Linked DNA regions of Mus musculus: region 1 is linked to region 2. The links are chromatin loops, found by intact Hi-C in ENCODE. Cell type or tissue: gastrocnemius. All regions are shown on one strand. Links, peaks and the distances in the headings refer to the core of each region. The heading gives the core; the rest is flanking DNA. Region 1 has its middle 16 kb from the start of Gm34627. Region 2 overlaps Tnfrsf21 (tumor necrosis factor receptor superfamily, member 21).

Evidence for each region. Hi-C counts contacts between places; a loop is a spot of excess contacts. Peaks named below come from ENCODE experiments on the same cell type or tissue, not always from the same donor. Only the 100,000 strongest peaks of a DNase experiment are listed, where the experiment ranks them.
Region 1: it touches region 2 in a loop (2.2-fold over the local background); 2 of 42 quality-filtered maps call a loop at or near these places.

What each region holds. Positions count from the first base shown.
Region 1 is chr17:43,130,621-43,136,005 of GRCm38, reverse strand. No RefSeq gene overlaps it. Among named protein-coding and RNA genes, the nearest start is that of Gm34627, 16 kb to the right of the region's middle. In gastrocnemius, for the core only: no CTCF peak of the experiment used is centred there; DNase peaks (open chromatin) are centred at 828 and 2,713; H3K27ac peaks cover 2,092 bases.
Region 2 is chr17:43,072,841-43,078,225 of GRCm38, reverse strand. The region is part of intron 4 of Tnfrsf21 (tumor necrosis factor receptor superfamily, member 21); the gene reads right to left. Among named protein-coding and RNA genes, the nearest start is that of Gm34627, 42 kb to the left of the region's middle. In gastrocnemius, for the core only: no CTCF peak of the experiment used is centred there; DNase peaks (open chromatin) are centred at 459, 970, 2,057 and 2,938; H3K4me3 peaks cover 1,102 bases; H3K27ac peaks cover 4,376 bases.

The DNA of each region.
Region 1 (5,385 bases), core at 251-5,250, 58 kb before region 2:
AACAAGAGCCTGGAGGCTCTGGGTGCCTCTTGCCTTCCTTTCTCCCAATCACTCCCCTAATTGACTTGTCCTGCTGCCACCAGCCCAGAGCAATCTGCAGCTAGCTCACTGCCACCAGCTCAGACTCTCCCCACTGCTGCTCTCAGGAGAGCATATTAGCACTCGGTGCTCAGATGCATTGTGCAAGCCCATTCTGGCACAGACTGGGTGACAAAGCAGCTTTGATGTATTTGGGGATCAGAGCACCTGGGTACATGTGGCAGAGAGCTATTATTCCAAAAGAATTCTCCTTTTCTGTTCCTCTTAATGTTCTCTGTTTGCAGAACTCCATTCACAATTGAGGAGTAACTATGTTCTCGAACCAATCTTCCTCCCTAGGCTCCTTATAGTTAACCATTAAGCCCTCAGTGCTCAGAAGCAAGTCTGGTCTATTTCAGGTACCCAGTTAACTGTACATAATGCATAACGCCCCCCCCCCCTTTTTTTAACCAAGCCTAAGACTGTGTCTAACCAAGCTTCCTCCTGCCCCGGTCTCTAATTCAGTTTGTTCTGCTGCACAGGGTAGTTTGATAAATGCATCTTTCCTGTATTTCAACTCTAGGCTAACTGGGGGCTTCTATGCAGGTATTTCTGCAACTAACATTGACATTTATTTAAAAATAAATAAAGGGCCAGATAATAATCTTTTTAGGCTTTCTAAACGAAGGGGCAAAACCAAAGACATCATGTGCTTCAACAGGACTCCCGTTTGTTTCTAGACAGAGAACACTTCTCATGCTGGGTCACATTTCCAAACAGACTATCAGCCAGGTTTCTGTAACTCATGCTGGGTGAGCGTGGCTGCAAGCCCATATAAACCCAGACTCTGCTTATAATTCCTGACTTTCCCTGACCATCAGAGCTACTGTAGAAGTAGGAAAGGTTTTATCTCCTTGCATGTGGAAAGAGAATTAAGAAATGCCTGATGTGTAGAACAACAATATGAACTAACCAGTACCCCCAGAGCTCGTGTCTCTAGCTGCATTTGTAGCAGAAGATGGCCTAGTCGGCCATCATTGGGAAGAGAGGCCCCTTGGTCTTGCAAACTTTATATGCCCCAATATAGGGGAACGCCAGGGCCAAGAAGTGGGAGTGGGTAGATAGGGGAGTGGGAGGGGGGAGGGTATGGGGGACTTTGGGGATAGCATTTGAAATGTAAATGAAGAAAATACCTAATAAGTAAATAAAATAAAAAAGAAAGAGTCCCATGAAAACTTTTGGTGCCTAAATATTTAGAAAGAGACAAATGCACGCATTATTTATTCCATTGAAAGGAGAAGGTGAACTCTGTATTAATATTGCTGTCTGATTTGCATTCCTAGTTGTGCTTTCTCAGTGAGTCCACTGAGCTTGTATAAAAGAAGCTTATATATAAGTATAAGTGGACATTAAGGTAAATTGAAGCAGCCTATTGAATAAACCAAGAAAAATAGTACTCATAAAAAAAAAAAAAGCCTGATGTGAACTATCACTGAGAAATATCCATTGAGATTTGAGGCAGTTTCTGGAAGGGTCTTTGCTCTGACGCCTACATCCGTCACATGTTATCTCCTGCTTTCCTGCTTGCTAGCTGAGGTGCCTTGTTTGTTGCCATGTGAAAGAAACTCACCAAGCTTCCCTGTCACTTGGTGGTTGAGGGATGTGCCTAGAGGAGCCCCCAGCTTAAGCACTTATGTCTGTAGAGATAATCTCTCAGGTACTGTGTCGAAGCATCACCTGTCATTAAAGATCTGGTGGCCTATCTTATTGGCATTTTAGAAAATAAAGGGCCAGGAAATAAACACTTGAGGTTTTCTAGGTCAAGGGGTAAAACCAAATATGCCGCATGGTGTTTTTTGCCAAAGGCAGGAAGTAGAAACTGGGAGTTCCAGTAGACAGACTGAAACTCTGGGAGGTTCACCACCTGCACTCTGAGGAAATTAGATATATGATACTGAGAAGTAACCAGCCATGTGGCAGACATAGAATAGTTTAAACAGGTTAAGTAAGTTAGGAGTTAGATGAGGAATAGGCCTAGCAAACGGCCATAAACATTGTTAAATGAATAGTAAGCTACTGGGAACTAGAGCAGGAGAAGGAGAGCCTGCAACTCCGCGAGTCTCTCAATCCACACCTCCTCCTGTGTTGGTTTTACCTGTTATTCTCCTGATAGTATAATGGGGCAGCTTTTAAAGATTTAAGTGTGTGTGTGTGTGTGTGTGTGTGTGTGTGTGTGTGTTTATTTGTTGACTCTTAGGGCTAGAGAGATGGCTCAGTGACTAAGAGCTTGTGTTGCTCCTGCAGAGGATCAGGATTGGGCTCCCAGCACCCACGTGGTGGATCACAGGTGTCTGTAACGCCAGTTTTAGAGTTCTGGCGACATTGTCTGTCCTCTGTGGGTATTTCATGCATGCGATATACACTCAGACACATGCGATATACACTCATGCGATATACACTCAGACACATATACACAGACATAACATTTAAAAACCAAAATAAATCTTTAAAATGTTCTACTCAGTATTTTTCAATACGTTAAAGGTGAAATTTTTTTAGGGTGTCTAGTTCACTATATCATCTCTGGCATGCGTGTATATTTGGTTGTTGTAGGGACAGGGTGTCAAGTAGCCCAGGTTGACCTTAACTGACTTGTGTAACTGAGACTGGTGTGAACCATCTGCTCGGCCTTCTGAGTGTGGAGCTTACAGGCATGTGCCCAGCTCCTGTTCTGAAAGCTCTAATCTTCCCAGAATATGAATTCAGAGGTGACCTTGCCTTGTTTCCCAGTGGTACACATCCTCTGGTATTTATTTGCTTGCATAATCCTCTTCTGCATCAAATCAAGGATGCTCAGGGTGGCCGATAAAATACAGCAGAAGTGATGGTTTGACAGAGACTACGGCACAAAAGAACCTTTTATCTGTTTGCTCTTCTACAAAAGTCATTTCAGTGGCGACCAACCACCATGCCATAGAGACACTCACTCACACAGAGATGCGCCATTTGAAGAACAGATGCCCACCACAAGAAGAATGCCCATGCCAGTTAAACAGTATCATGCTGAAATGTTCATGAACTCCAAAAGACCACCAAGGAGCCGGATCCGATGCTATCACACCAGGGACTTTATTCACAAGCTCGAGCGTGGGTCTTGATTCACTGCTGACCCACAGGACGGTTCCATGGAAAAATTCCTTGATCACTCACTGGGACAAGGTTTTATAGGAAATCACAAGTGAAGGGTGAGTGTTTCAAGCCTAGCAAGCATCTAATTGGGGTGCTACTGTGACCTTTGGTGTAATTGGCTGGTGCTGGGAGCCAAACGTTGGCTTTCCTCCTAATTGGTGGTTGTTAGGCAGGGGCGGCCTTGTAACCTGGAGGTGTTGGGATTTGCTGGGGATTAACCTGGAAATTGGTGCTAGACAGTGGATTTGTTAGAGGAGAATAAACTGGAGATCCAGATCTTGTTAGGGGTAGCCTGGAAACTGGAGCTAAGCTCAGGTTTTGTTTTGGGTAATCTGGAAACTGGAGCTAGGTACCGACCTGTTAATTTACTTAAGTCAAGTTTGTCTAAGATGGAGTCTGAACCCAAAGAATTTGATCTTTCAACAGCAAGTGACATAACCTTGGCCAAGATGTGCTCACTGCCTTTTGAGAGCCTGGGGCCAGACCCACACAGCTAAGGAGCCCCTGAATTCTTGATCTTCAGATGCCAAATGCTGTCAGAAATGGTTGCTATTTAAAATGGCTAAAGGGTCAGCAGGATAGATCAATGGGTAGAGCACTTTCCTCACATTCCTAACAACTTAAGTATGAGCTCTGGAGCCCACATAAGGTAGAATATGAGAAATGACTCCACAAATCTGTCCTTTGATCTTCCACATGCACTTTGGGAGCCTGCACATGATCAAAAATAATAAATAAATAAATAAATAAATAAATAAAGCTACTAAGTTGGGAAGGTACCTAGCAAAACATAAATTGGAGCTCTTTCTGCTCTAATGTAATTCCAAACATTTTAGAAACACTTTTGACAATAGAAAGATTTCATTAAATCTTGTGTCTACAATATACATGAATCCTGACAATGACACACTACTCACATTGTCTCATAGGACTTCAGAATTGCAAAGCTTGGATACACACTCATGGAGTATGGGATGGTGCTTCCAGCAGCTGCTGGGGGTTGCTGGGGGTTTGCAGAATCCCAAAGACCTGTGGTTAATGGGGAACAGGTGACCATGGGGTCCCTGAGGGGGCTCTCACTCCACGTCTTTGCCCACATTGTCCCTTGCTGAGTTTCTAAGTGTTGAGGTTTGGTCTGATGCTATGCATTGTAATGCTAAATTCTATAGCCAAAGGTCTTGGCCTACAAAAGACTTCTCCTGTTTACAAGCTTGTGTTCTGCAAACCTTGTCCCTTGATTTAAAGCTACTGGTTAAATAAAATTCTCTACAGCCAATTACTGGAGGGATTAGAGGTTTGGGGTGACCTCATGGGTCAGAGGAGAACCAAGGAGAACTAGAAGGTACAGAAGACAAAGGAGAAGGTGCCATGGTTTGGGAATCATAAAAACATGGCCCTGAGGGCTGGCCAATTGGAGTTAAGAGCAGCCCAGATGAAACATAGTTAAGTAGTAAGTAATAATTCAGAGTTATCAATAGGAAAGTAGATTCTAATAACGTAGAGGGTAAGTATCCACCCAGCTCTTGTGCTGTTGAAGGTTTATTGTAATTATAAAGGCTGTGTGTGTCTTCTATCTGGGAACTAAAGAGTCAAAGGCAGGGTAGAAGCCCCAGGTCAGGATTAAAAATTTTCTACATCTAAGCCCTGCCCACTCCTTGCACAGCTCAGATCTCACCTATGCAGCTCTCTGACTCTACTGAAGAAGGAAATTGGTCCCTCCTCCCTGTGAGTCTTCCTCATTCCTGCAGTGACTCAGGCAGCTCAGGGCATGCTGCACCATCCCCCACAACAGATGAGAAACATCTAGACAGCCATGGAGCCCAGGCCCTGATACCTCTCTTTGTATATCATGTATGATGACTGACTAGGAAATGGGATGCCTCCTAAGAGAGGACCATATTTAGGATATAGTTTTAATAAGGGACACACCCACAGGAAATAGTTAAGCTAACCACCATGGAAGGTTATAGTGTGTTCCCTTGACAAAGATACTAGAAGGAGGAGCTGTCTCCCCTAGTCTGTGCCACCCAGAAGCAACTCTTGTTATAAACACAGATATGCAAGAAGAGCCCTGACCCCTATACAGCAGCAAGGCCTTGCCACCCACAACCTGACCTGGGATACACACCCATGTATGTGTTCTGCAGTTAGAAACCCAGATATGAGGCTGGCCCTTCA
Region 2 (5,385 bases), core at 68-5,067:
CCCCTACCCCACCCCCAGGATTTGTTTTTCCAAATAATAAGTACATAGATGGAAATGTCACGATGTTGATTCCCAAACCTTTCAGGAAATACTGGTCAGTTATTCCATATTTGGAGTCACAGACATGCGTTATTGTATTGGAAATAGCCACATATACAGAGATAAGGCAAGTATGTTGAAATAAAATGAATTCTTAACAAGCTGTTTCTTTTCTTCTTTCCTCTCCACCAACCTGGCCCAGACCTCAGGTGACATGCAAAGAGGTGTGTTTATTGCATAAGGAAGGAACTGTGCTCACAACACTTCCAGTCTAAATCACCAATTAGCAGGCAGACAGCACAGGTCCTCTACTGTCTAACTCTCCCTAGGGTCACTGAAGGTCATGGGATGGAAGTAGGAGGAGGAACAGAAGCCAAGACGGACCTCCCTGGGAACTCCCTGGCCAAGCCGCAGAAGAAACATAGATGAGTGAACAGAGAATCTGGGAGCCAAGGCAAAGCCCAGCGTGAACTTCTCCATCACAGAGAGAAACTCAATGCTAACCTGGCTAGCCCATGCCTGAAGCCACTGGGAAATTATCTGAAGAGTGACTTCCTCCCACCCTGATTAGTTGAGGCCCAGACAACCAGATAGGATTTTACTACAACTGAAGTCTTTCTGAAGACTCTGCGTAAGTTAACCACAGATTAATTAGCCATGATAGATCGCATCTTAAAACCCCTAATTCCAAATCAAGGTAGTTACTGTGATGTTGCCTCTCTGCGGCATCCATGAGTTCTGACCATTCATTCCTGAGAATTAGTTTCAAAAAAACGGGAGCCCAAAGATTAGCTATGTCCAAGTGTGAACCGTCAATCTTTGTCTCAAGCAAAAGAACTCTTCCTTTCCCCGGAGCTCAGATGGAAAAGCTGCGGGAAGCCACAAGACGTGCTTCAAAAGCAGCCAAAGCTGGTAAGAACCAGCTGGCTCCGGAGGGCGGGCGGGAGTGCCCCGCCCAGCTGCTGGGGCGGCTGTCTGCAAGCTGTCCAGGCTGCTGACAGCAGTAGTACTGCCTTTGCATCCGGGAGCTGACTCATGGGGTGAGCTTTCTCATAAATAAATAAATAAATAAATAAATAAATAAATAAATAAATAAATAAATAAATAAAAGGGAGTGAGGAAGAGAGTAAGCGGGCTTTCTTGGTTGCGAATGGGAACCCACTCACATCTTAGAAGATTGTAGCCAAGCTCAGTCAGGATCCTGGGAGATCATGCTGTTTAGAAACCGGGATTCCCCTTAGTGCAGCCTAGACAGTTTTAACCAGGAAAACACGTTGCATAAACTTTTAAAAATTTTTGCCCGAGGACCCGAAGAATGGAAAGCAATTTCACAATAAATAATGCCTTGATGTAAAAAGACTCAAGTTAGTCTTTGTTAGTAAGTTTTTGTTTTGCTTTGCTTTGTTTCTTGAGACAGCAGCACCTCTCTAACACAACCCTTGCTGTGCTAAACCACACACACACACACACACACACACACACACACACACACACACACATATACCGGGCTGGTCCTGAATTCACAGAGCTCTGCCTGCCTCTGCTTCCTGAGTGCTGGGATTAAAGGTACCATGTTTGGCTCAAGGAAAAATTTTTTTAAAGATTTCTCCTTATATTTTATTGTTTAAAACATATCACACCTAGTGTGTGTGTGCGTGTGTGTGTGTGTGTGGGGGGGGGGGTGGAGGTCAGAGGTCAGTTAGGTGAAGGTGGATCTCTTCTTCCTCCGTGTAGGGATAGAACACAGATTTGACATCAGGTGTCTTTACCCACTGAGGCACCTCAGAGGCCCTCAATTAGGTTTTTTGAGCCTGACAGATTTGATTAAATTAGTATTGCTGAATAAATTCAACGAATTGGTGCTGTTATAACCTCAACACACCTGGCTTCCACCCTAATGGTCCCCCTCTCAGACTTCAAGGTTTCAGCCCCTCAGGTTCTGATCCCACAGAGGTTATCCAGTGTGTGAGCAATTTCCCGTGCACTGTTCCTCACGTCTCTGTGTACACAGTACCACTAGGCAGGGACAAACAGTCTCCACCCACGCCGCTCATTCTCGATAAGTCCTCTGATAAGTGTGGAGACACTTACCTGCTCTGGCATCCCTGTGGCTTCTACTCTTGGGATAGCAAATACCATAGGCAGCGAGTATGCCTGCCAGAGTATACAGTTTGCATCTCTCTGGATATATGTAAGGGTGTAGAAGGGAAACATTTCTGAAAGCAGAAGAAGGCACGAAGCTGTGCCCTTTCCTGTCTGACAGTCTGAGGCTAAAGATCTGCCTATGTTACAAGTCCTCAATTTCCTGTCCAGTACCAACTGACTCTTTTTCTTACTTTCTACAAATTATTTTCTTTGAGGAAATTACTCCTGTGCTGTAGACAGTCTCCCCCAGCTGTGTTTATCTGCTTAGGTTAGAACATCATACACTGTACACATTTCAAAAGACTATGTATAGCCTCTCATGGGTGTGTGTGTGTGTGTGTGTGTGTGTGTGTGGCAGATCTCACTGAAGTTTATGTCAAGTGACCCAGGATTAGACTTTAGAAAGACTTGTGTGCATCTCCCATAGTCTTTGCCTTTTTCAAGAGTACCCTGCCAAAAGTGGAATTATAAATATACAAAATCACACACCTGCCCCATGTTTTGGCAATGATTTACGTTAATGATAGGCGAGTCCACCCTTCATGACTCCGACTGGAGCTAAGTGGCTGTTTCCCTGGTGACAAGTTTTAATAGGAAAATCAAAAGCAATGTTGGTCTGTCGTTCAAGGAAAATGTTGAAATTAAAACAGCTGCACAATACCTGCAGACAGGTCGTGATTTCCTCATGAGCTAGTAGTGACCGGTTTGTGACATGAGGTCATGACAGACCAGGGTACAGTCTAGAAACACAGGACGGAGAAACCCGGCCAAGCGGAAACTGTCAGATTATCCCCATGTGTGTTTGGGCTTCGAAACAATAGAATAACATGTGTTTTCCAGTTCTGGTAATTGATGGAGAAAACAAGTATCCCCCCCCAACCCCCACCCCCCCATCCATAACATGGATTCTGCTTTTCTTGCTTTTGGAGGAAGCTGGTAAGAGCATGCATTAAAAAGATGAAAAATGCCGTCAATAGTAGGCTTAGCCCATGTGGAATACTGAGTCAGTGTGTCTAGGGGAGTTAAGAAAAAGGAATTGTCCACTTCAATCTCTTCATAGCAGTTTCACAGAATATATTTTTAAAAATTTGTTCCACATACCTGAACCCCCTGGTTTGTCCTTTGCTACTTTCTAGGCCATGCCAGTTATAGGGCTCAACACATAAAGGAACATGGGATTCATGTTTACTAAATAAAGTGCCTGTGTAAAACTATCCTGCCCTTTGCAACAGTGATAACAATAAAATAGCCATAGCAGTTATAAAGTGTGTGTGTGCACGCTTGTCTGTGTGTGTGTGTGTGTGGTGTGTCTCACCAGTGTGTGAGGCATATAGTGTATCAAGTCGATTTCTGAGCCAGGTGGTAGTGCATGCCTCTCATCCTAGCAGTTGGGAGGCTGGTGAATCTCTGTGAGTTTGAGGCTAGCTTCATTTGCAGGGCTAATTCCAGGACAGCCAGGGCTACACAAAGAAACCCTGTCTTAAAAAAAAAAAAAAAAAAAAAAAAAAGCTCTAAATGAGGTCGATGGATTCTCCGCAGACACTGGTCTACTCGCCCTTGCATCACAGTTGTTAGTTCACTACACTAAAACAGTGGTTCTCAGCCTTCCTAATGCTGTGACCCTTTAATTATATTGAAAATTTAATCTTTATATTTAATATTTAATGTATTACATTATATCAGTATTATAATAATTAATAACATTTATATTGCATATAACATTTTTATATTATTGCTATTATAATAATAGATTAATATTTAATATACCATGTAATAAAGTAATAATATATTTCCTTATATTGTGGTGACCCACACCCATAAAATTATATTTGTTACTACTTCATAACTATAATTTTGCTACTGTTATGAATCATAATATAAATATCTGATTAGCAGATGGTCTTAGGCGACCCTTATGAAGGGGTCATTCAAAGCCCCCAAAGTGGGTGTGACTCTCAGGTTGAGAACCACTGGCCTAAAAGAAAACAGGAGCCACAAAGAGCCATGTCACTAAGATCCACATGAAGTGCAGGACTGAGTCCATACACCCTTTTAGTTCAGAAGAGCTTTACAAAGCTGTCTGAAAGAAACTGAGACGTGGGGACAAAACGGGGCTTGTCCGAATTCACACATGGAGTGGAGAAAACAAAATTCAACTCTGACCAGAGGAAAGCCCAAATTTCTCACTCCCATGATCTGTTATTGGAAGTCTAAAGCCCTGCATTTGATGTGGAGGGGACATTAGAACCTCACCCCTGTGTCTTTCTTACTACAGACCAGTCCAAAGTTTCTGTAAAGTGTAAACTTTACTACTGAGCCAAGTAGAACAGGATGTAAGAAAACACTCGATGTTTGCAAAGGTGCAGGGTTGAGAGGCCCTACTGCAAATGGGCAGGTGTGGCTGCCTACTGCAAACAGAGAAGAAAACCGAAGAGCCGTTCTGAGCCGTTCTGACCATGATCTTGTCCTTTAAAACACACAAGCATGCAACAGCTTTAGTGTCCTGGGCATGTCTAGATGAAGAAAACCCCCTGATGCTGTAAGCGCTCACACACATTTCTAACGGAACATCTGCTCATGTCTGTGATTAATTATCAATCAATCCTTCATCCTGGAGAGGGATGCTTTGAGAGGCAGGGACCACTTTTCTTCTTCTTCACCCAGTACCAGGCAAGCAGTTACTACATCACAAGGCCACTGCAAATAACTAAGAATCTTTACAAAGCATCTTTGGTTCTTGTTTTGTTTATTTGTTTGTTTGTTTGACAGATTCTGACTGTGTACCCTGGCTGAACTTTGTAGCCCAGGCTGGCCTCAAACTCTTGGCCATCCTCCTGTTTCAGCATCTTGTGCTAGTAGTACAAGAGTGCTACCATCTTCAGCTGAGACTTAGGGATACAGTAATCAGTGAATCAGCCTGAAATGCCAGCAAACATCTTCAGCCTATTCACACATATGTCTCCTTTGCGCCACATAACCAGCAACACGAAACACACCAGAGCCTGAAGATGTCATCAATCCCTCAGCAACTGTCCTCTTACTACCCTGAAAGTTCCCCAGGGCCCACAGTCATGCCGAGATCAAGTAACACGTCCTTAAATGACCCTCTATGCTGTAGTGAGTGACACAGCAAAGAGCAGGGGCCAGGTCCACGAGTACTTGCCTAAAGGTCTCAAATCCCTTAGGCCAGAGGGTCTGTTT